Regions from separate parts of the Mus musculus genome. Here all the other regions are linked to region 1. A link is a loop called in an ENCODE intact Hi-C map of the cell type or tissue named here. Cell type or tissue: gastrocnemius. All regions are shown on one strand.

What was found. A loop is a pair of places that touch in the nucleus more often than their neighbours do. Peaks named below come from ENCODE experiments on the same cell type or tissue, not always from the same donor. Only the 100,000 strongest peaks of a DNase experiment are listed, where the experiment ranks them.
Region 2: it touches region 1 in a loop (3.0-fold over the local background); 9 of 42 quality-filtered maps call a loop at or near these places.
Region 3: a loop joins it to region 1, with 6 times the contacts of the local background. A loop is called at or near these places in 15 of 42 quality-filtered maps.
Region 4: it touches region 1 in a loop (4-fold over the local background); 8 of 42 quality-filtered maps call a loop at or near these places.
Region 5: it touches region 1 in a loop (2.8-fold over the local background); 3 of 42 quality-filtered maps call a loop at or near these places.

The regions. Positions count from the first base shown.
Region 1 is chr3:22,072,067-22,077,066 of GRCm38, reverse strand. Tbl1xr1 (transducin (beta)-like 1X-linked receptor 1) reads right to left here and starts at 415. Exons shown (of 16, transcript NM_030732.3): 1 at 113-415. In gastrocnemius, no CTCF peak of the experiment used is centred here; DNase peaks (open chromatin) are centred at 662, 783, 1,922, 2,917 and 1 more place; H3K4me3 peaks cover 2,585 bases; H3K27ac peaks cover 2,625 bases.
Region 2 is chr3:22,000,548-22,005,547 of GRCm38, reverse strand. No RefSeq gene overlaps it. Among named protein-coding and RNA genes, the nearest start is that of Gm31813, 39 kb to the right of the region's middle. In gastrocnemius, no CTCF peak of the experiment used is centred here; no DNase peak of the experiment used is centred here.
Region 3 is chr3:20,652,699-20,657,698 of GRCm38, reverse strand. No RefSeq gene overlaps it. Among named protein-coding and RNA genes, the nearest start is that of Gm31466, 150 kb to the right of the region's middle. In gastrocnemius, a CTCF peak has its summit at 2,225; a DNase peak (open chromatin) is centred at 2,129.
Region 4 is chr3:21,950,487-21,955,486 of GRCm38, reverse strand. The region is part of intron 1 of Gm31813 (a long non-coding RNA gene); the gene reads left to right. Among named protein-coding and RNA genes, the nearest start is that of Gm31813, 11 kb to the left of the region's middle. In gastrocnemius, no CTCF peak of the experiment used is centred here; no DNase peak of the experiment used is centred here; H3K4me3 peaks cover 256 bases; H3K27ac peaks cover 2,651 bases.
Region 5 is chr3:21,267,137-21,272,136 of GRCm38, reverse strand. No RefSeq gene overlaps it. Among named protein-coding and RNA genes, the nearest start is that of Gm31610, 220 kb to the left of the region's middle. In gastrocnemius, no CTCF peak of the experiment used is centred here; DNase peaks (open chromatin) are centred at 2,924 and 3,514; H3K27ac peaks cover 1,860 bases.

The sequences.
Region 1 (5,000 bases):
CCAGTGCCTCCCGCAGCCACCCCGACCCGGGGGGGCAGCACGTGAGCGCAGCCGCCCCTCCCCCGCGCCCAGGCCAAGTTCGCGGCGCCCGCAGCCCCGGGCCCGCGCTCACCTGCTTGGCGACGCTGTCCCCTCCAGGACGCGCGGCGCTCCCCTCCTGGCCGCCGTCGGCACCCCGAGGCGCCCTGGGGTGCGGGCGCTGACAGCCGGGCAGCGGGTCCGGCGGGGGAGGGGCGCGGGGGCAGGGCGCAGCACCGAGGCAGGAGGGGAGCTGTTACTAAGGGAGAGAGCCAAGCGCGCGAGCGGCCAACGGCTCCGGCTCGGCACCGGGGAGCGCGGGGACCAGCCAGGCACAAATGAGCTCCGGGCCCGCGGCGGCGACGGCCGCGCAGCAAAACAAACCCGAGCGGCCTGCGCCCGGCGCGCGGGGAGGGAGGAGGGAACAGGGAGCGAGGAGGGGGAGGGGTAGAGGGGGAGGGGGTGGAGGGGGAGGGGAGGAGGACCCGAGGAGGGGGAGGGGAGACGAGGGGAGCGGAGGGGTGGGGCGCGCCCGGAGGGGGAGGGGAGGAAGTGAGGAGGACCCGGGAGGGGGAGGGGAGCGGAGCCGGGTGGTGGAAGAGAAGGAGAGCTGGGCGGGGGAGGGGAGCCTGGAGGAGGAGTGGGGAAACGGGTTGTGGAGGGGGAAGGGAGCCCCGAGAAGGAGAGGCGAGGGGGAAGGGAGCCTGAGCCTGGGAGGGGGAGGGGAACCTCGACGGGGAGGGGGACCTGGGAGGGGGAACTTAGAGGGAGGAGCGCCGGAGTGGGGGAGGGGCGCGGCGGAGGGGCGGGGCCGCGGTGGAGGCAGCGCGGCGGTGGCGGTGGGGGTGGCGGCCGACGAGCCGTTCCACACTCGGCTTCCTCACTCGCTCCGCTCTCCCTCCACCCAGCCTCCCTCGCTCGCTCGCGGCGCTGGGGGCTGGGCTCGCCGCGCATTCGTTCCAGAGCCCGCAGCCGGGGCTGTCCCGCTGCCTGGGTGGCGCTTGAGTCCCTTCGCCCGCAGCAATCCCGCGAGCCGCGGCCGCTCCGATCCCCGGAGGCGGCCGGCAGCTGCGGGAGCTCGGCGCGGGCTCCACATGGACTCCGCGTTCAAAGTGCCGCACACTTGGATGCGCGTAAACACGCCCGCTCCGGAGCGTACCTGGAAAGGTGCTTCGCCTGCCGTGAGCGAGTTCTAGGATGGGACCCGGAGCACCGCGCGTGGGGAGACGCGCAGCGCGCACGGCGAGAGGGGTTTGGTGAAAACGCAAAGCTGAAATTGAAGTTGTGCGCCCAAATGTGCGACTTGTCTGCGGGTCTTTTGGGAAGGTTTGATGGATCAGTTCTCATTGCGCGAAAATAAAGCCATAGACAGAATGAATGTTCACTAAGTGTGCACCGCGGTGTGATATCCACGGGAGTTTATATTATCTACTTTCTGCATGCGTCTGGCACGTGAAGGCGGTTTCTGAAGTACAGTTTGGCTGCCCAATAATGTCAAAATGTGGCTGCCGGAGCGCCGAGGATTTTTAAAATACTGCGGTGACCTTCCTGAGCCTTTCAGAAACCTGGGCTGTAAGAGGCACCCTTCCTTTTAATTCTAGCATATATCTTGAAACTCTGCTTTTTTGTTACTATCTTTAAAAATACTTTGCAACCTTCTTTGGTGAAAGGTTCTAGTTTCAAGTTGTCAAAACATTTGGAAACGTGTATTCCTGTCAAGCAGTGGTCTTCCTTTAGTGCTTCAAAGATAAATTTTCAAACAAAGTATCATTTGAAGTAACTTTCACAGCTATAGACTGTGCAGCCTAACAAACTCCGAGACTAGATTAGATTTGGTTCAGCCAAGGTCAATGACTCTCCCCTGTTGGCCCCTCCCTGGAGGCGGTTACCTATTTTGACAGGCGTAGCTGGAAGGTGGAAAGGCACCAAAGAAAGTCTATGGAGTTGCAAACGCCCTTTCTACCAGAAAAGTTCAAAGCTTGAGCCTGGGTGTCCCCGGAGCTATTGTCACTTGTGAAAGAGGGAATGTTAGATTAAACAATGTCACCTGATGGGAATGTAGATTATACTGGGTTTCCAAAACACTTCTGTCCAGTTAAGGGAAACAGCACTGAGGAAGCCAAAGACGAGGCCTGCCTCCGTCCTTCAGCTGCCCAGAGCATTTAGTATCTTACCATTGTGTAAGAGCTGTCCACTTACGGTATGCTGTTTGCTCAACATAAACCTCACACTGCAATGCAGGTTCTTTGTCCGAAACGCCCATTAAAATGGTGGGATGGGTGGGGAAAGCTGGTTCCCAGCCCTGGACCTAGACAACAGCTACAAGAAAATCAAGCCACACTTTGAGTGGCTAAGGATGCTCACCAGTCTTTACAGTCAGCGACAAGCAAGTGATTCCTAGCCTCCCAGGAGACATCTCTTCCAAAGACCACCCTCCTTCCAGCCAGAAGCTCTTAGACTCTGAGCTAGCTTCCTCAAGGTGGTCTCTGTGCACGGGACAACGAGGGTGAGAATCTGTTCGTTTGTTAGGTGCACTGTCTTAGGACAGAAACCACTTTATTTGAATGTCATGACAGAAGCCGCCAAAGTTGGGGACCTGTACCTTAAACTTGCTCCAGTAAAGTGCCCTTCAAGCTTTTGGGGTTTTGTTGTTGTTTTGTTTTTATTCTGGTTTGCTTGTTGTTTGGAAGTTTTGAGGTTTTGCATTCATGGTTTATTTGATCTTTTTTTTGGGGGGGGGGGTTGGTTGGTTGGTTTTGAGAGGATTTTCCTGGATAGCTCATCCAGATCTCAAAGCCTTGGCAATCCTCCGACCTCACCCTCCCAGAAGCTAGGAGGATCTCTTACCATCATTAAACAGTAATTGGCCTTGAAGGTCAGCAGATTGACATGCCACCTGCTGGGGTTCCTACTCTAAAACAAGAGTGGAGTCAGGAACCTGAGACAAATGAGACCCTTGAGGCCCAACTTTAATCCCAGCATGTGGGAGGCAGAAGCAGGCAGATGTCTGGGTTGCAGTCTGTTCTACATGGTAGACCAAGCCAGGCAAGGCTACATACCCTGATCCACAAATAAAGAAGGTAAGTGCCAAATCCTGAAGGTTGTCCTCTGACCTCACACTTGTCACTCACACATCCTTAATACACACACAATCAACAGAGTCCTAACATTTAGATGTTCTCCTTACACACACACACACACACACACACACACACACACAAAGCCTAAATGTGAAAAATGCTTGAGCCTCCCTGCTAAGGGAATTAGCTGAGCCTTATGTTTTGTTTTTTCTAATCTTTCATATAAAGTGTGTGTGTGTGTGTGTGTGTGTGTGTGTGTGTGTGTGTAAAACAAAACTTTTCCATTAAACACTCATCTATTCATCCCCGAAAGGGAACCCACAACAAACCAAAGTACAGATACCAACAAATTCCAAGTTGGTGACCAATGAGTTTTATTGGGGTTCTATACAGGTAAAGAAATGACTCAAAGACAGCCGCATCACCAAAGCCCACCCTAACATGGGTGACAGGTCACAAAGCTGGGAACCTGGAGCACACTGTGTGCAGACAGCTCAACAGGCTAAAGAGTGTCCTTTCTGTGTACCTCAATTGTTGTAAACCTCTTCCAGGCAGCTCAGCTGGTCTCTGCTTCTCCCAGACAGCTGGTCTGGTCTCAGAGTCTGGTGTACAGCTTTTCTCGTCTCATAGTCTTAGCAACTGAGCTTCCCTTTCTAGGAGAGAGACTCTCAGCTTTTATTTCCCTATGAATCTGGTCAGTTTTAGGAAGTTCTTAAAGATAGTAGTTTTGTTTACTTCCCTGCTTGAGCTTAGGGCTGGACGGAGTTTTTTAATGTCAAAGAGACTGTTACACAACTCCGTGTGTGTGTGTGTGTGTGTGTGTGTGTGTGTGTGTGTGTGTGTGTTGAAGTTGGAGTTATAGTCAGTTATAACCCACCCAACAAGAGCGCTAGGAAGCAAACTTTGCTTCTCTGCAAGAGCAGCAAGTACTCTTAACCCCTGAAATATTTCTTCAGAATCTGCATCTTAGAGACTCAGAGAAATGGGCTGCACACAAGTGTAGAATGAAATGTTTGTCACATCAGCCTTTAGCCGTTCCAACATTTCCAGCACAAAACCAAAGGCAAAATTCAAGCAATAATTAGACCTAGACAAATTCTCGAAAAAATGTTACCAATTTTCAGTGGTTTAAATATAAATGTTAAGATTCTAGAAAGGACAGGTTGTTATTACTAAGAAGTTGTACAGGGAAGGGGCACATTAAGAAACATCTCTTAGTAATCCAGTTGGTAAAATGGTTGCCTTGCTCCTAGGAACCATCTCCAGCACTGCCTAACGCAAAGCTGGTGCTCTACACTCATAATCCAAGAACCCCAGAAGTAGAAACAGGAGGAGCGGAAGCTCAAATCGTCTTCTGCTATGTAAGGAGTTCAAGAACAGTCTGAGCCATTTGAGTTAGAGAGAGACAGACACAGAGAGAAGTTTTAGGGCCTAAGAGATTGCTCATCTGGTAAAGATAACTATTATCAAGCCTGAAAAAATCATCACTATTTTCATTCTCTCTCTTTCTCTTTCTCTTTCTCTTTCTCTTTCTCTTTCTCTCTCTCTCTCTCTCACTCGCTCGCTCTCGCTCACGCTCTCTCTCTCACACACACACAGACTTTCTTGCTAAACAAATTGTGACGTCTTGCTCTGATAATACTTTACCCAAGGAACATATAGCAAGATCTTAAGCACTGTGATGCTTTAAAATGTTTATATTGTGTAGCCCATATAATTAAAATATTACAAGAACAGTATGCAGCTGCTTAGAACCACAAGTTTTGGCCTAGTGCTTTAACGCACACCTTTCATTCACCTTAGCCCTGAGTGGCTCATCCTTGCCCAGCTTCTGTAGGCATCCTTCCGGTGCACTGACAGGTTTCTGTTTCCTTCTGCCTCCTGCAGTTCTTCTGAGGTTCT
Region 2 (5,000 bases), 72 kb after region 1:
TGCCTCTTCAAATCTATTTATTTATCGGAAGTAGAGACATTAAATCTTTTAAAAGTGTTTTTATTTTATGTGTATGAATGTTTGCGTATATGTATGTATGCACAAGGTGTGTGTGCCACAAAGGCTAGCAGTAGGCATTGGATACTCAAGGATTGTAATTATAGATGGTGTGAATGTTCCTGGGGTTACTGGAAACTGAACTCAGGTCCTTTACAAAAATAGTAAGTGCTCTTAACTACTTAGCCATCACTCCTGTCCCTAGAGACATTTTAAAAAATAGGGACACAAAAGAAGTATTTATGCAGTAATGTATTCACAAGCCTACTGAATTCTTCTTGTTTTTAAGTATAGGATTCTTATGCTCTGACCAGTGATTAAAAGAAAGAATCAAAGCCTAGACTAAAATCTAGGCTAGTCAGTCCCACAACCTGCCTCCAGGTCCTAGTATCTGTTACAAAGCTTGGACAGAACTGATACATTTTCAATAGTCGCTCATATCAAATATGTGTAACTTTGTTTTAATGGCAGTGGACCGCAGGGCCTTGAGATGCTAGGAAACACTCCACTGTTAATCTATACCCTCATTCCCCTTTTTACTTTGTACACTTGGAGACAGATTCTCACTTACTTGCCCAGACTGACCTTGAACTCAGACTGTAGTCAAGACAGGCCCTGAATTTGTAATTCTCCTGCCTGTTGAATAGCTGAGATTACAGGCTTGTGCCTGACCTGGCAAAAGTCTCATTCTTGATATTTTTTGTACTTTTTTTTTTTTTTGGTCTTGTGTTGGCTTTTTCTCCCTTTTCATGTTTTTATTAATTATGTGCAATTCTGTATTTTGTTATGACATTTGTTTATTATACCCACCGATCATTACCCTCTGATGTCCCCTTCCCACATATGATGATCTCTGTTCTCCTAGGCCTCTTTTATTTTCATGCCCTCTTTCCTTTCTGTGTTTCTTAATAAGTTTAGCTAGGGTTGCTTATAGGAGCACGAGCATTATACTATTCATCATTGAAGCCTAGCCTTCTCTCCCTTAGCAACCATTTCCTGCCTCAGGAAAAAGCAGATTGTCATGAATCCCTTCCACTTCCATGACAGGATCATAATAGGGCCAATCTTGTGCAGATTTTATTCAGATAATCCCAGCCACTATGAGTTCCGAAGTGACATGACCAAGTCATTTCCAGAGGGCAGGGTCCCACAACACTTCACTCCTTCCTCAAGTTCTTAGCTTCTTTTTACTCTCCTTTCTGCAAAGTTCTGAGCTGTGAAAAGGCTGGTATAAATATTCTGTTTATGGCTGGGTATTCAACAAACAACCTTTGACTATGAATCTCTCCATTAAGTGCAGCCCATTGTAAAAAGAAGTTTCTCTGATGAAAGCTAAGAGCAACAGTAATCTATAGGCATACAAGCTATTATTCAGAAGGTAACACAATGAGCACGTTATAGCCATTTAGCAGAACCACAGCTATAGTTTCTCTATATGAGTTTGTGTCATTCCCCACCCCACAGCCATCTCTTTGACCAGTTTTACAGTATCAGAAACGGATGGATTCCTTTCTAGGCAGTGGCCTCTGTTTCAATCAGAAAGTGGCTAGATTCCCCCAACAGAACTGCTTCTAGGGCTTGATCTCTATCTTGGAGATCCTCTTAACCATGCTGGAGCTCTGTCGGTCCATGAATGGGTGATCTTCTTGCCTCAGCTACCCAAGTGCTCCAGGATTGCAGGAACACACTGGTAACAGCTCGCTTTCTGCTTTCTTCAACATCTTCAGTTCAGAGGCTCCTCTGGTTTCCATTATAAAACCTAAGACCCATGCCCTTGAGTGCACATGATCCTGAGCACAGAGCTCTCATGAAAAAACAAAGCTAAATAAAACAATAAAACAGAATATTTTATGTACTTGACAATATCTAAGGGAAAATCATATATGCATGCTGGGGGAGGGCAAATTAGTTTTACTGAAAGAAGTGAAAAATGGATGTTTTTGTCTTTTAAGGTAGCTAAATCATAGTTTTGAAGGACTGATCTACTTCACCAACAGATTATTTTATTTCAGATGCTGTTTAAAATACCTAATGGCTGGATGGCAGAGGGTTTAGCCATGTTTTGTAGGCCTAACCCAATATGATGTGATGGTTTGTATATAGTTGGCCCAGGGAGTGGCAATATTAGAAGGTGTGGGCCTGTTGGAGTAGGTGTGGCCTTGTTGGACTAGGTGTATCACTGTGGGTGTGGGCTTTAAGACCCTCATCTTAAACTGCTTGAAAGTCGGTATTCTGCTAGCAGCCTTCAGATGAAGACATAGAACACTTAGCATCCCCTGCACTATGCTTGCCTTGCCGATACCTCGCTGCCACCTTGATGATAATGGACTGAACCTATGAACCTGTAAGCCAGCCCCAATTAAATGTTGTCTTTATAAGACTTGCCTTGGGGGACTGGTTAGATGGCTCAGAGAGAAAGAGCACCGACTACTCTTCCGAAGGTCCTGAGTTCAAATCTCAGCAACCACATGGTGGCTCACAACCATCCGTAACAAGATCTAATGCCCTCTTCTAGAGTGTTAGAAGACAGCTACAGTATACTTACATATAATAAATAAATAAATCTTAAAAAAAAAGAGTTGCCTTGGTCATGGTGTCTGTTCACAGCAGTAATACCCTAACTAAGACACCTTTCTATCTTCTGCTGCTGTTTACCTGATCAGGTAGAAATGAGACATTTTATTTTGCCATTAGAGAAGTCATAAAAACAGACATTTAGGCAAAAAGTCCAGTATTCTGTTTACATGTTATCAGGATGTAGGCTTCCTGGAGCTGTATCGAGAGCCCCATTCTTCTTGTTCACTCATGGAGCTTGGTTTACTGCTCGTTGTTCAGGAGCCCACCCTAATTGACCACTTAGAACATCACTTCATCTATGAAGGAAGGGAGAAAAGAAAGGGCGAGGAAGTAGTATCTGTTAGCTGAGTCTCTCCCCTTTTTAAGCTGATTTTCCAGAAGGCCCATTCAGTGACATCATTTGCATCTGATAGATCAGAGCATATGACTAGCTGCCATGAAGTTCTCTAAGAAATCCTGCAACATCTTACTTTTTTGTTATTTATTTTTATTTATTATTTATGTGTGGGAATGGAACGTGTGTGTGTGTGTGTGTGTGTGTTTGTGTGTGTGTGTAGTTCAGAGGACAGCCCTGTGGAGTTGGTTCTCTACTCCCGCATCTGGGTGGGTTTCTGTGCTGGAACCCTTCTCAGGCTTGGGTGGCAAGTTCCCTCACCTGTTGCGTTGTCTTATTGGCATTGCTAACCACTTTTCTCTACCAGGTGGAAAGCAAACGAAAATAGAATAAATTAAAATTTTTTACCTCACATAACATAGGAAAGCGTATTATTTAAAGAAGAACTATGTGAATTCTCCATATTTATACTGGAGAGAAAGAAGGTTTCAAAATATCAGTACTATGACATTGACATAAAGCATTGTGACAACAGAATACAATAGAATACTTTGATATTAAAAGATACCTATCTATTGATCTATTATCTATCAATATATATATATATATCTTTGGATATCCAAATAAAAAGGAAATACGTATCTAAATTCCAGTAGAAGAGTTCTATCTCTCCTTACTTCCCCAAGTGCTTAAAAATCTGGTGAATCACTTTTTGAGTCATTAACTATTGGTTCACAAAAACATGGAGTTTGAAAGGTAGGTATTTAAATTCTGATTTTTTTTTCCTACAATGAAGAGCAATACAAAACTGTAGGTCTCATCATCAACTATACAGAAATAAGCAACCCAAAGGTGGAGGGTCCTGGGAAGTACACAGCGAACAGCTGAACTTGGTGAAAACTTAGAAGTCTAGAGTTGTGTTCTAGAAACTATGGTGATAGCATTTTCCTGGCCAGTAAACCAGCTTCCACTGGTTGGGCATAGTCTGATTTAGTTGGTAGTTTCATGTAAATACAGGAGTTCTTGCATTTTCTCCACAGTCATCACTCAGCATGCTCACAAAATACCCCAAGGTCACTTTTCATCCTATGAAAATAAACTTAGTTTACTAACAAACAAGTAAAATATATTTGTGCAGTCTTTTGTCTTACCTGTAAGATGGGGAAAAGTAACTATGTCAACTTCGCAGAGTTGTAATAGTAACAAGAGTTAATATGTGAAAAATCTCCGTATAGAATATGCTGTGAGAGTTTACTGCTGCAGGGCAGTGGTGGTGCACGCCTTTACTCCCAGCACTCGGGAGGCAGAGGCAGGCGCATTTCTGAGTTTGAGGACAGCCTGGTCTACAAAGTGAGTTCCAGGACAGCCAGGGCTATACAGAGAAACCCTGTCTCAAAAAACAAAAACAAAAACAAAAACAAAAACAAAAAACAAAAAACAAAAAAAGAAGAGTTTACTGCTATTTTTTAAGCAGATCAGAAAATAAGATTAGTACCATGTCTGTTTGGAATCAATCCACAGCCATGGAAATTGTCCAACGGTGATTTCCCCTACCTGGCAAGGATGAAAACTCTATTTCAAGGGTTTGAAATAGAGTTCTGCCTCCTGCTGTATTTGTTGGGTTGGTAATAAACACATGCTTTCCCCTGCACACTCCTGTGTTCCTCAGCAGGAGGAAGGGAAAAGCTAGTTCAGAGCATTAGCAAATTCTATTCGGTGCGGTGCAGGACCCTGTTTCCTCTTTCTGCATCTTTGCCCTTGTTGGTCCATGGCATTCTGTCTTAAACTTCAAGGCTGAAGATGACCTGACAAATATTTTATTTTATTTTATTTTATTTTATTTTATTTTATTTTATTTTATTTTATGTATACGAGTATCCTGTAGCTGTCTTAAGACACATCAGAAGAGGGTATCGGATCTCATTACAGATGGTTGTAAGCCACCTTGTGGATGCTGGGAATTAAACTCAGGACCTCTGGAAGAGCAGTCAGTGCTCTTAACTGCTAAGCCACCTCTCTAGCCCAACCTCAC
Region 3 (5,000 bases), 1.4 Mb after region 1:
TAATATGCACTTATTAGCGAGTACATGCCATGTACATCCTTCTGGTCTGAGTTACCTCACTCAGGATGGTATTCTTCTAGTTCCATCTATTTGCCTGCATTATTTGTCCTCATTCTTAATAGCTGAGTAGTTTCTGTCATGTAAATGAACCACATTTTTCTGTATCCATTCTTCTGTCGTGGGACATCTAAGTTGTTTCCAACTTCTGGTTATCACAAATAAGGCTGCTATGAACATGTGCCCCTGTAGCATGCTGGGGCATCTTTTGGGTATATTCCCAAGAGTGTTATTGTTGGGTCTTCAGGTAGATATATTTCCAATTTTCTGAGGAACCTCCAGATTGATTTCCAGAGTGGTTGTACCAGTTTGCAATCCCACCAGCAATGGAGGAAAAAGGAGGAACACATTTTCTTACATGTGAAAAATCATATTAAGGTCAACATTCAACATTAGAATTTTTATCAAATGGATTTTTATTAGACTGTGACCACCTTGACTTCTTTGCATATCATCTGTATCTGGTTCTGCACAAGTGGTCAAATGCATGACTGCACATGAAGAACAGCATAGACCAAAATAAAGTGAATAAAACTTGCTGCAAGTCAACTTAATATCAGACTCAGCAAATACATTTTCAACCCTTTTATAGAAAATATTTTCACCATTGTAATAATGAATAGCAAAGTGAATTATTTTAAGATATAAAGTTCTCAAAAGACCCATATGCAATGATGCTATTCCACAAACAGTAAGCATGTTGGCCTGATTCACTATAGTATCCTATATCACAATGGTCACACATCAGGTGCTTAATTTCTTTCAGCATCTACAAATAAACACACAAAACACTGAGTACCAAATTGTAACAACTTTAAAAACAATGAACTATTTTCAGTGACTGATATATTTATTCATTTTATAAATACTTATATTTGAGCCTCACTATTATAGCCCAGGTAAGTTACTGAAAATTATGCCTGCTGTGCAGGGCTCAGAGAACTCACTTTATCTGTTGTTGGTTCAGAACCAGTAAAGATTGTTAGATGTTGGAATGATGAGATCTGGCATAGGAAAGAACTTAGCTGTTGAGCAGCAGAGATATTCAGGAAGAATAAGGGGAGTGTTGCTTAGAAAAGGAACCAGAGTGTTCAAGGTGAATTGTCAAATGCAAAAGTGTAAGATCTATAATTCCATTATATTGAAAAGATCCATTTGTGGAAAAGGTCTTTAAAGATTCAGGCAAAGCCAAGTTCAGCAAATATGAAGGTCAGGCTGCAGTGGACTAAAAAGTGAATTAAAACAGATGATAGATTACTATTAGAGATGTGGAAAAACAGAGGAGAGAGATTAGGCAGTTGCTTAATGAAGAGGCAAAGTTATTTTTTCTTTCATTTTAAGTTGGGGAAGTTGGTTGAGAAATGCTCAAATATATTTTAAAGATTGAGGGAAATGAACCTGCAGATGTGTGAGGGAGTAAGGGGAGATTTACTGGTTGAAAAGCTAAGCAAGTTTTGGCAAAAGTGAGAGAAGATGGCACCATAAGGACAAGCAGAGTTCAGTTACAACTAATCATGAAGAAATAACTTGGATGGCAAGTGAAGACTAGCACAGAGAGCTGAAGGCAGGGGGAGCTCAGCCAGTAGGGTCCAGTCAGCATCCTGTTTCTCTAGAGTAAGAGGGCAGGGCCATGGACCAGAATTGAATGAACAGGAGTGAAATGGAGCTGAAAAGATGGGTTGTTTATAAGTACAAATATCCCAAATGAAGAACCAGACAACTCCTTCCTCTGCCTCTGGTCACTATCGTCTAAGCATCATGGAATGTCTAGGTGAATCATTATAATCTGCACAGTGATCATCTCAGAATGACCAACCTCAAACATCTGTTCCCACTATATTGGGAGTATGATCGTGATGCTGTTTTGTTTTGTCATTTTCTTATGTTTTTGCTACTATCTTTCTTTTATATGTTGTTCTCAACATTATGTAACTTGGGGGAGGTTTTCTTACATTTTTCATGCACCTACTCAGCTGACAGCTTCAATTGCTGCCTAATTCCCCCTGGACTTTGTGTTTGAGATTATCATCCTGTCACGAGCACCTTTCTCTGGCTAGGTCCACCTCCACCCCCACCTCTTTTTCAGTTTTATGGGAAGATTGATTTTAAGGGTTTTATAGATTTTATCATTGAAAACATCTTTCATTTTTAACACTCTATTGCCCTCTAGAGTAGATGAAGGTGTACAGCAGCAAATTCTGGTAAACTGCAGGATAGTTTGTGTGGAAAGGCTTTTTCTGAAACTGCAGCTATCCTCATTAAGAAAACATCCATTGAAAAGAGTGTGATTTTATTGAATGCATAATTGAAATAAATAATTCAATTTCCATAATAGACACATGGGAAACTGAAGAGTCTGTGCTCACAGACTTCCCTATAACAGAAAACTTCTCAAATAAATTGGGCTCAGAAATAAATGTCTATTACTTTCTGTTTCAAATTTACATAATTATCTTTCCCCAAAGAATGGAAATATCTTAAATAAAAAATATGTTTTCTAGTTTTCCAAACATATGCAGAAAAGGAAGAAAATTGAGATTAAGAAGGTCAAGTGTCATTAATATTATAGCAGAAGATGAAGTAACCAGAGCTCATTTCTTGAGGCATCCCTTCCTCTTTAATATGCCTGCATTTTACAGGTGACATCTCAGAGATTCCATATGCAGATCTTTGACATTTAGCTTAGGGTCTTCTTTGCTTAATGCTGTGTTTCTTGACCTGATAAAAGACACACGGTAGCTAAGTGACAATGGGAAGTGGTTCCTGTTGCAATCAAAGCAAGCAGCAAACACACAGCTATGTGTTTTGTGAAAACAACACTTAAGCATTGAGCTGGACACTTCTCCACAGCTTCTGAACTCAGTTATCTGGCAAACGCCAGTTTCCAAGAGTAGTACAGAGCCTCTTAAATAAAAATAAACCAGGGAATTTCAAGTCCCATTTAGCTAAAAAGAGTAAGATCTTACTATCCAAGTATGATTCTATGGCGGCCATTCTCATTCATATAACCACACTCATTCACAGTAAGCTCAAACAGGTATTGGATTTTTTAATATAAACACAAAAGCCATTTTCTCTTGCCTTAAGCTTTGTCCTTCACTTCAGAAGTTGCCAGTTTAGTTTTAGAAACAGAGAAAAATACCTAAAAAGAGGGGAAATATATTTACCCAGAAGAGAAACGGCACTGAGCTTTGTGATGTAAAGATCTTTGCTGACATAACCTGGAAAAATGAGGGAATTTAGAAATTTTCTCATGGGGAAATTTAGAAAAAAAAATGTATTAAAAGGGATTCAACACTAAACTGAGGTGTTTGTGCAGTGGGGAACACAACAAATCAATAGAATCTGGTTTTAGGTTGTTTTGTTTTGATTTTGTTTTTCCTATGTCTAGGGAAAAACAAATTGTTTCATTCTTATTCTTTGTACTTGTGTGTTTTCACCCAGAAGAAAGAGATGTCCTGGTATAGGCTGAGACTAAAGGTAGAAAAATACAAAAGGAATAAGAAGATACAGAAATGATTCATGGAAAGAAAGGCTACATACATACGCTTGAAATTAGGCTTTGTATGAAATAAATCAAAGTAAGGTTTAAGGTATGAAATAAGCTTCATAAGGCAGAAATTTGTAATCTACATTTAATTATTAACAGAAAAAAAAAAGCCTCTGGCAAATGTAGTGTGTACCTTCTACTACGGTGCTTTAAGCTCCAGGCCACCACCATGGTTCCCTTGGATCCCCCGATAAAAGACACACACACACACACACACACACACACACACACACACACACAGTGCTCATTTTGAACTTGCCTTATGGCTCGGCTGCTGGGCTCTTCTAAGCCTCCTCCAACTAGTGTGGTTCAGTGGCTTGGCTTTTCTAAGCCTCCCACACCTATCGTGGCTTTTCCTTTACTCCCTGCTCAACAGCCTACATCTGCCCTTAGCTTAGTTGCCCAGTTACCTTCTCTTGGCTCAACATTAGACATCTACCCTCAGCTTAGCTCTGTTTCTAATCTCCAGCTTAGGGAAGCAGTAAATAGTCACATGGCTGGTGACTCTCCATCCCTCCAAACCCTTTCCTCCTCCTGTGTCTCTTAGCCTGCCTGAGGGATCTTAAGCCCTGCCTCTTCTGCCCAGCCATTCACCATTAGCATCTATATTGATTAATCAAGAACTAATTGGGGGAATAGGACCTTCATTGTTCACACACAGATTCCCAATTAAAGCATTAGAACCTACCCCGTACAAGCAAGCCTAAGTGACTGCACTCATAGTGCTGAAACAAAATAGCAGCATCTGGGAAGTTTACAAATAGCAAAAGGTAATTTATTACCACTTTAGAGACTGAAAATCTGAAGATCTAATTCCTCATTCACAGGATAGCAAAGTGAGTTTGAAGGGACAGAAGAGAAGAAAGAAGGCCAATTCTACAAACGCATTCTATAATTTGACACTTCGTGGGCATATATGATTAAATGCATATTCATTTCGGGTATGATACCAACAGAGATTTAAGAAACTATTACATACACCCAAGGGGCAAATATAAGAAATTTACCAGGATTACTGACTAGAGCATAGAAAGATATTCTATCTATCTTACCATATTGTAGGTGGCTTAAAAAAGCTATATCACTGGAAAAATCTACTTCAGTATGAGACATGATTCTCGAAAGTTGTTTACCTTGAGCTCCTGCCCCACTTACAGGCAGCTCTACTAAAAGTCCCCTCTTTCCTAGCAGTTATTACTGGTGGAAAACCTTTAGATGGACCCAAAAATCATGTAACTTTCTGAACTTCCTGAGTATTGTAAATTTCATGATTCTCCCTCCTGCCTCCAGGATAGAATGTCCTAGTTTAAAGAAAATGGCACAGCTAATGAGACCAGCCCTCTCAAAAAGACAAAGTCTAATTACCAAAACATTTCTCAAGAGGCTGACCTCC
Region 4 (5,000 bases), 120 kb after region 1:
GGTGTCCTTTTTTCTTTGCACCTGACTGCAGTTAGGAAAACAGTGAGAGTCTTGGCTAATAATAGTGCCACAATGTGAACACACCTGGCATTCCTCAAGAGTTTGCTGTACTATTTGTATCTGAAAAGCTTTTTATCCCAAGTTCATTTCTTCTGCTGCTATCACAAGATATGATGTAGAATTTCCTAACACACAAACTCTCTGACTCCATTTACAGTCACCGAGATTGGAAATAGATAATTAACCCGCACAAGAACCTCAGAGGCTCTTGCACAGAAGAGATGCCGCTTACCTGGCGCTTCTGAGGAACGTTTCAGGGATTCTGGCCACAGTTATTTCAGCTCAAGTTGACTGTTAAAGAACTGTTTAATGTTCTTGTTCTTTCTGTGACTCAGTTTCTGCATGAGTTTTTTGTTTTCCAAGGTCTTTAAATCTTCACATTTTGCCCCACACCCAATTGGGAGTTAAGAAAAAAGTCCCGTGGTCTTTCACAATCCAAACTTAGGAAATCTGAACTGACAGTTTCTTTGGATTTAATCTTTGGGCCTACGTGGTCTCATAATGATTAATTGCACAGGACTTAATTTTGGCTGAATTTTTTCCACTCTCTTATTTATCTGTCCATCCATCCATCTACCCATCCATGACCTACCCATAAACAACCTATCCATTCATGACCCATTATCTATCTATCTATCTATCTATCTATCTATCTATCTATCTATCTATCGTCATCATCTATTTCCCCTATACCCACTTATTTATCCATCCATCATTCAAGCATCCATGTATCCATCCATTCATCATCTACCTACTCACCCGTTTTTACATTGAAATCCCAAGCACTAGCAAAAGCTTTCCCAAGAATGTCTATGAGGAACTGACCAAGTGGCTATAACTAACTCTAGGACCTGACTTTGAACTTCTCACTAGTTCATTGAGTATCTTTAGGATATCACTCTTTTGCTGTTGGGCTAGTGAGATGGCTCCATGGGTAAAAACTTGCCTCAAAAACCTGATGATTTGAGTATCATCTCAGGAACCCATGGTGGAAGAAGAACACAGACTATTGAAAGTTGTCTTCTGACTTCCACACATATACAATGTTATGGGTACAGTCTCTCTCATACTACACATATATACATACACACATATATTTTTTTTAATAAAAGAATCTCTCTTTGATTTGTTTGAGAGGTTGAACTGATAAAAGCATAGTTACCCTTTGTCACAGGGTCCCTTTCATCCATCTATTCTGTGTGATTGAGACAATAAAGAATGGATTCAGTGAACTGTTGGTAGCTTTAAAATCGAAAGATGTTGACACCTACAAGAATGTAAATATTTAAAAGATTAGGACAGCTGGGCATGGTGGTGCATGCTTTTAATCCCAGCACTTGGGAGGCAGAGGGCAGGCGGATTTCTGAGTTCGAGACCAGCCTGGTCTACAAAGTGAGTTCCAGGATAGCCAGAGCTATACAGAGAAACCCTGTCTCGGAAAAAAAAAAAAAAAAAAAAAAAAAGATTAGGACACAAAGTTGCATTAACATTTTATTAATTCTTTGATATGGTTTTATAATATTCCCTTAACTTCCCTCAACTCCTCCTGATCCATCTCCACCTCTCTACCCACCCAACTTTGTGTTCTCTCTCTGTCTTACTCCCGATCTAACCCATCAAGTAAGTTGTGGGGGTTTTTTTGTTTTTTTGTTTTTTGTTTTTCTTTTTTTTAGTTAAAGAAAATGAGATTTTACCCACGAAAGTGGAAGGGTGGAGTTGTTTCCTGTTTGAGTCTGGTTCAACAGTGAAAGAGAGCTGCTTGAGAGCTTGCTTCATAATGGCAGGAGGCCCAGAACAGCCTGTAAAATGGAAGCTGGTCTCCGGGTGTAGGAAACCCCAAGACTCGTGGCAACTCTGTCAGCATCCCCATGATACATTCCTGGCCAGTGTGAATCCTGCAGCATTATTCACTGAGAGTTTTCCGGAAAAGACTTTATTCTTTTTGGAGACTAGAAAGTTAACCAATTGCCTAAAGCTATGTCGTTGACGCTCCCACAGTTAGTGTGGTGTGAATTGGGGGCATGCTTGGTGCCCCAGCTCCCTTCAGTTTGGTGTGAGAGAAGGAAGAGTGGCATGCTTAGTGCCCTGAGCATCCTTCAGTGTGCTGTAAGGCAAGGAAGACACATGCTTGGCGTGTTGAAGAAGCAACAGCACTGCCCAGGTGCAGTTTAAAGGCTGTTCCTGTGCTCTAGGTTTTTGAATTGTTGCTATCATGATGTCCCGGCTGCCATCAGTGCTGACTGATTTTGGTGAGGTCTTGGCCGGCTCTTCAGTCTGGTGCTCTGCCTGGTGACCGAGTCTTTCCTGTTCGCATGCTGATCATACTTGGAAATTATGAGTCATTGAAATGCAGTCATGAATACTGGGGGTGGGGAGATTAGAAGGGAAAGTGCAGCCAGGACTTCCTGTTCCAACTCAGGGTCATTATCTAGGGGCAAGCTGGGAACTTCTATGGTGATGGGACGCCCACATTCAGCCGCCTGTGTTTGCAACACAGAGAACTGATTTAAGGAGGGCATGGGGAGCCCCTGTACAAAAAGAAACAATTCAGCCTTTTGTAGATGCCAGGGTGGACCTTCCACTTACTGCTAGCTGGTGAGACTCTTAACTATTTGCATTGGCCTGCCCTCTTCCAATGCCCAGCAGCTGCAGCTGCAGCCCTATTTAAAACAACAGGGCAGGATTAGTAACATTACCGATTTAACAGGAATTAGAAGACTTACATTCAGAGAGTGTAGGTAATTGACACCAACAGCACTTTCCTTGTAATTCATGTACTCTGATTGATTTCATTCCCCAGCTAGTCTTACGAGAATGACCAAAGCATAGTCAGCTATCAGATTACTGTGCAAAGGATATAAATGAATATTACCCTGCTATCTATGCTAGTGCTGGCAGTAAGTTTCTAAGTGGTTTGGCTTCAGAAGTCAGCCTAATTACACACTAATATAAAAGACCAGCCTTAGAACATTTCTTTGTAAGGGACAGTTTACAACTTCACAAATTGTGAAGTCAACATAAAGAACATTTGTTACTGACAGGTGCATCACTCATTGATGACTTGGGGATGTGCTTAAGAGAATGAGTCTCTCTCTCTCTCTCTCTCTCTCTCTCTCTCTCTCTCCCTCCCTCCCTCCCTCCCTCCCTCCCTCCCTCCCTCCCTCCCTCCCCACCTCTGTCATGTGTGTGTGTGAATGGAGGCCTGAAGTCTAGATACAGTATCATGAGCTGAGCATGGTGGCACACGCCTTTAATCCCAGCACCTGGGATGTAGAGGCAGGCAGATTTCTGAGTTCGAGGCCAGCCTGGTCTACATAGTGAATCCCAGGACAGCCAGGGCTACAGAGAGAGATCCTGTCACAAACAAACAAACAAAACAAAACAAAACAAAACAGAACAGAAAGACTGTTTGCCTTCTTTGATCACTCTCTGCTGCCAAGCCCTTTGAACGGTGTCAGGGATAGAGCTGACTTGGGTGGTAAGGGACTGAACTAAAGATAAACAGACACCGGGAGATGCATTGGGTACGCTTGGCTCTCTGATGGAGAACCTGCAGCATTGAGCAGCTTGGCATGTTGGTATAAAGTTAAATAGGGAAGTGGGGTTATCACATACAGCCGAACAGGAGGCAGGGTTTACCAGTCCTGGCAGAAGCTGTCTCTGTAGGAGAATAGTCTCCAGGTTATACATATCTGGCACAGGAAGTCTAGGATGGACATTTTCTGCACACCTTGTCAATATCCACACACTGACAACAAGAAGGCTTTGCCTTTCCTGTGGCCTCACGTGGGAGGAGCATTGCTTTGTGATTTTTCTCATGGTTCTGAGGCATTGGAGTCTTTGAAATGGCGGTGGCAGTGCCCATGTCAGAGGAACACGTTTACTTGGGACGCCATTCAGTCAGGCCTTCCTCTCCTTCCCGCACTTCAAACCTAGCACTCATCGACTCCACACGGCTGGCTGGTTAGTGAGCTCCAGGCTTCTTCCTGTCTCTGCCTTCCCAGTGCTGAGATTAAAAACCATGCTCTTCAAAACAACAACAACAACAACAACACATCAGTTTTGCATGGGTTCCAGTGATCTGAACTCAGGTCCTCATGATTGCTAGGAACTTGACCAACTGCCAACTGGACCATCCTTCCAACCCAAAGGAAGAATTTTATAAACTGTAGGTAGATATGTGTCTTCTTAAATCCCCTAAAATCACCCCCCCCCCCCTACACTAGTGCTGTTGTAAATGACCTCATTGCAGAAGTTTCCGTGGGTGAGATTTGAATCATGAATTATCACCATATTTGATCCCAGCTCCACACTCTACTTAACAATGCTGAGCACAGATGTTTAGTAAGTGAGGATGAGATGTAGTATTAGATCCGTGGAATCTACTCTCAAAACCTGAGGAACAATGGAAGAGAAGAGGTAGCTAGGACACAATTTGAAATCAACCCTGATTATGTTTGTCTGGATATCTATGGCAGGCACGCATGCTCTGGGACTGGCAGACAGGCATGCTCTAGGACTGAGCCATTTCTCTAGCTTTCTGTTTCTTCTGGTGACTTTCATTCAGCCGTCTGAGACCAGCCAGAGTGCCTCACCTTGCTGTCTTGCTGTATGTCCCCGGGCTCCTGTGCTGCCTCTCCCTACCTTAGAATGCCTGTGTTGTTTTCTTCCCTTAATTCTTCAAATCAGTTTAAGGGCCACACCCTGAAGTCCCTGGAAGATTCCAGTCTCCTCCAAAGCTTCGACCTCCTGTTCTCTCTGGAAGCCTGTGACTAAATAAGCCCCCATCCACACCCAGCCCAGTGAAGGGGAAGTACGTTTTTTTTAAAATCAGGAATCTCAAGATAATTATCTAACTTTAGGATCTGTAACAATCCCTGACACAAACGATGCTTGATAAGTTTTGCAAATGGTTTGTGAACTCTGATAAGTCAAATTTC
Region 5 (5,000 bases), 800 kb after region 1:
CTAATTGCTGATTGCTGAAATTAGAGGTAAAATTAGCTCAGTGCCACCAGACTGATCTCTAGTCCTCTCCCAAAGCACTTCATTTAACTTCCATCTCTTTTCTTTTTTGGGGCGGTGGGGTGGGGTGGGAGAAGGGTGCAGGGCTTTTATTGATTATAACTCACTACGTAGCTTAGTCTGGCCATGAACTGGTGGCAATCCTCCTGGCTCAGACTCCTGTGTGCTGGGTTTACAGATTTGCCACCATGCCTGGCAAAAACAACTTTTAAAAAGCTAATTGGCACTAGTATGATTTTGAAGTAGGATTTCAGTTTAACATTTTAACAATATTGTTTTTTATCATTTTTTAATTTTACAATTAATTTCTTCAGAATAAATCCTTTATATTTCTTTCTTTTAAAAGTCTGCATAGTTTCTTATCATAACTTTGGAAAACACATTACATAATTATTAAAATAATTTTTCTCATATACAGGCTATACATTCAGTGAAACTGTGATGAGCAAGTTTATCTTCTTTCACTGTCTGGCATCTGAAGGTTCTTTTCACATAATTTCCAGATTTTTTTCTTCCTCTTATTTTTCATTCTTACATCTGAAATGAACACTATATCTAGTAAGATAGCTCAGAAGATAGACCATGTAAGGATGGCTTTGATCTTTAGCATAATAGTATAAGTTTATAATCTCAGCACTGGCAATATAGAGGCAAACAAAAAGCTTTGGTTTTGCTGGCCAACTAGCCTAGTTGACAAGCTACAGGCAACTGAGAGACCATTGAGAGAAGCAGAGACAGAGGTAGAGAGAGAGACAGGGAGACAGAGAGACAGGGAGACAGGGAGACAGAGAGACAGAGAGAGAGGCAGAGGCTGAAACAGAGACAGAGAAGGAGAACAGAGTTTCAGAGACAATACCAGGAGATTTGTTTTGCTGTTCTGCACAAACATGCTTGAGCACTTGCACAAACAGAAACTTTGCACATGCAAGTGTAAGTGTGCACCCCTACCCACCGCTTACATACACAGGAAGGAAAATTAATTGGGAAGAAAATATGAGCAAGCATATTTTGTTTCTTTTCCAATTGCACTCCTCTCAAGTGCCAATTCTCTTCATTCAAGACACAGGGGAACTGCAGCTGTTTGAGAGTGGGCAGAAGCGGGATGGAATTACACGGACACCACCATATGTGTATTGTGTAGAGTCCCTTGATTATTCAAAAAACTTCTTGAAGCTTCCTAGAAAGAATTATTGTTTCAAAGATTTGTGCCACATTTTCATAATAAAATTATTCAGGAAAAATGCTTTTCTGTAAATATTCTCTATATTCTCACAAACTTCTGAGACTTTGGGGTCAAAAATCAGGGCAAAATTTGTGTTAATTACACACCAACACACATGAGAAATGATTTTATTCATCCACGGGACCCTCAGAACTATTGTGATTCTCTCTGGAAAGTTTCTTTAGTGTACCCCTATGATTTTCTCTCAAATCCTCTTCTACAGACCTGAAAACAGTGCGTGGAAAGCCCACATTTGCTATGGGCATTCTGTTACTGTGATAGAGCAGCCACTGAATTAATTCAGTTGGCATTCAGGTAGGCTCTATGCCCTTCAAGACTTATTTTATTTGTGAATGTAACACCATAAGTGACCCAAATCATATACTATAAACGTCTTGGGTGTAAGTAGAATAGTTTCTGAGAAAGCATGACGACCTGAGTTCAATCCAAACTAGTCATGTCAAAACTAGAGAATGGAGTTGAACACTTGTAATCCTAGCACTGGGGAGGCTGAGACAGGAGTCAATTTAGCCAAATTAGTGAGCTACTTTCAGTGAGAGACCCTACTATAAAAAGCAAGATATATAGAGAGACTGAAGAAGACACTGGGAACCAACCTCTGATGTCCATACACATACACATGTACACATGTTCATCTTTAAAAAACACATTAGCATGCACATGTATACACACACACAGACACACACATACAACTTGTGATAGCACATCTGAATAATTTAAATGTTCAATTATTTTCAAAGTGAAAGTTTGCACACTTCCTATTGAGTGAGATGACTTAATCAACAAATTCCTTGAGATTATTTTAATAATTAATCTGAATTATCACGTGGAAATTTTGTTTTACTTTTTACGTGTCTATTTTCTTTGAAGTTCAAGCATACTGCTGGAACACCAATTAGAAGAAAATTGGATGTTATTTAATACAAATTAATATTGTTGAAGTTGTGCAGTTTCAACACTTAGTAGCCTGTGACTGGAGAACTACTATGAATTCTGGGATAGCTTAGACAATTACCTGCCAATCAGAGGCACAGCAAGACTTGGTCTCAAAGAAAAAAAAATCTCCTCATCCACTAACAACAAAAATCTGTATATGGTTTACTCTGATTGGCCATGACAAACAAAAGGCAAAGGTGATTGAAATTCCATCTCTCTGTGATAATGGAACCCAGGCCGACAAATCTCAGTTCAGAAGTCATGTCACTTTCTAGGTCACTAGCCAATAATTAAAGTCCTTAGAGTCTGAGGAGAAGGCTCCCAGAGGGAGACTGGAGAGGCACTACAGACCCTCTTCTAGCTGCTCTCTATCCCAGTTTTCTCCTCTCAATATGAATTGGCGAAGCAGAAGCAGCCCAGTTCCATTGTGTAATCTTCCCCAGGAAAACCTCAGAGAATGTGTTTATGGGAACATGAGAACTGTTAATGAGGTTGAGAGGGGAACAGGCAAGATAGAGAGAGTAGTCGAGGGGTGAAAAGAGCTATCGTATCCCTAGAAATCACTGAGGTGACTGCTATGTCACCTACATCAAAGGCATACATGATATTGTGCTTGGCAGTCCACCTTTGGTCCTTGGCATGGCTCAATACCACTCACTGATGGAGTCTGGCACAGGATTCTCAGGGCCATTTGGTTTTCATGACTTTTTTGATGATGAGACTTGGAATTGCTGAAGCCCTGCATGGGTCTGGGGTCAGTATGTGCTTGCATTAACAGCCCTGATTCCTCGCTGCTAGGTTTCCACAGTATGTATGTGTCTCTCAAATGGCAAGCACACAAAGACTCAAAGAGAGCACACACTGTACTTATAAACAGAAGTAAACAGAGCACAGGCTGGCTAAAATTTCATCTTATGACACTGAGAATGTTCTAAGTTTATAGTTTAATGTACAGAATGTACAAAATGTTAAGAAGCAGATTAAAGTAGTCTTGGCAGGCCTGAGATTTAGATTTCCCACCATTTGAACAGAGCAAGGTTAGAAAGGCGAGGGCTTCTCTTTTACTGATTCTTTCATAATATTCACACTGTTCTCCTTTCACAGTCTAATGCGTCTGTCCCTCATGATGTATCCCAACTGTTTGTTAGGGCCACTGTCATACAGAAAGCGTGGAAGAGTGAAGAAAGGCCTGATTGATCACAAGGTCCTATCAGATGTCAAAGCTGGCTCTGGATGACCTCGCATCAACCCAGAGCTGCCTGATTTGATCTTTACAGGAGCGGCTTCTCCTGGCTGGCAGTTCTATCTGGAAGCCATGCGTCAGCACTGAGCTATGACCTGAGTCATGCTGCATTCATCTTATCTGAAGGAAGGAAATAAAACTAGAGGGTTGAAAGAGGGGAGTGCTCAAAATACATACACATTAACTGAAGCCTTCTGTGTGGGTGCATTCTAGGAGCTTGAGCAACATTAAAAATGATATGAAAATGTAACTATCTTGACTCCAGTGGTATAGCATGGAAATGTGCCTCCCTCTACTGCCCCTCAGTCCTCGCCTCTTTCTTCCTGCCTCTGTTTCTAGCAACCTCATAACCTCATGCAGCTGATCTCAACAAGGCTCAATGGGAAAGAGGAGAACATTTCATAAATTTTCTAGTATCTTTAGAAATGCTGCCTTTAAGAATATCACCAAATCTTAATAATCTGCATGGTAGTTAGTGGTTGAAGACACAGAGCAGATAAACATGTTGCTAGACAACTGCAGCTCGATGCTTATCACCATTGGATCAATGGAAATCCATCTTTCAAAAATTACAAAAAAATCATCAAAACTCAAAATTTGGGAGAAAGTATTATACCAATCATGACACATTGATGTCATATGAATTTGTACATTTTTTATTTAATTCTACTTTTCTTTGCAGAAATTTGAACATGGAGCTTCACATGTGCTAGGTATATCAAGCTAAACTTCCAGCTTTGTGCTTTGTTTTCAATATATTTTCTAATGCTCTAATTACTTCTATTGGCCTTTTAAGAGAATCACCCACACTAGAAACTAAACAAAAGATTACTTCCTTAGTTATTTGTTATAAAATAAACTTAGAAAACTATGTTATTTTCTAAAGGTGCCCCTAAGCCACAGTGCGGACATTCATTCTAGGCTTCACCAAAGAGTTAAGTAGGCCTGGCCTGCTATAAAAAGGGCTGTATACCCCCTGCTTGTGCTCTGTGACCTTTCTCTCCCTCGGACTCTCTTCTTTCCCTTACCCATTTCTCCTTCTCTCCCCTCCCCCCTCATGTTCCTGGCTGCCTGCTTCTTCCCCTTCCCCTTCCCCTTCCCCTTCCCCTTCCCCTTTCCCCTCCCCCTCCCCCCTCTCTCTTTCTCTCTCTGTCTCTACTCTTTTCTCTGTCTTTACTCTTTTCCCATGCCCCATTCTACACTATACCCATCCTATGGCTGGTCCCTCGGGGAGAGGTTGATGCTTCAGCAGGGGCCCACTGGGGCACCCTTCCCACTTCACTATACTGTGTTCTACAAAACATATACTTGCCTTTTTATAAAACACAACATTTGGTGCCAACACTCAGATTTACAAACTTGCAAGTTCATATTTTCCAACGCAACATGGACTTTCTAGCCAGTGGATCGGTAGACCTCCATCCAAACAGTGGTAAATTGGTAAGCTTCACTACCCATTCCTCAGCATAAATGACCCCTGGTTGCAAGGAGGGCTTTTGGGCTCTCAGCCACTCTCTGGTG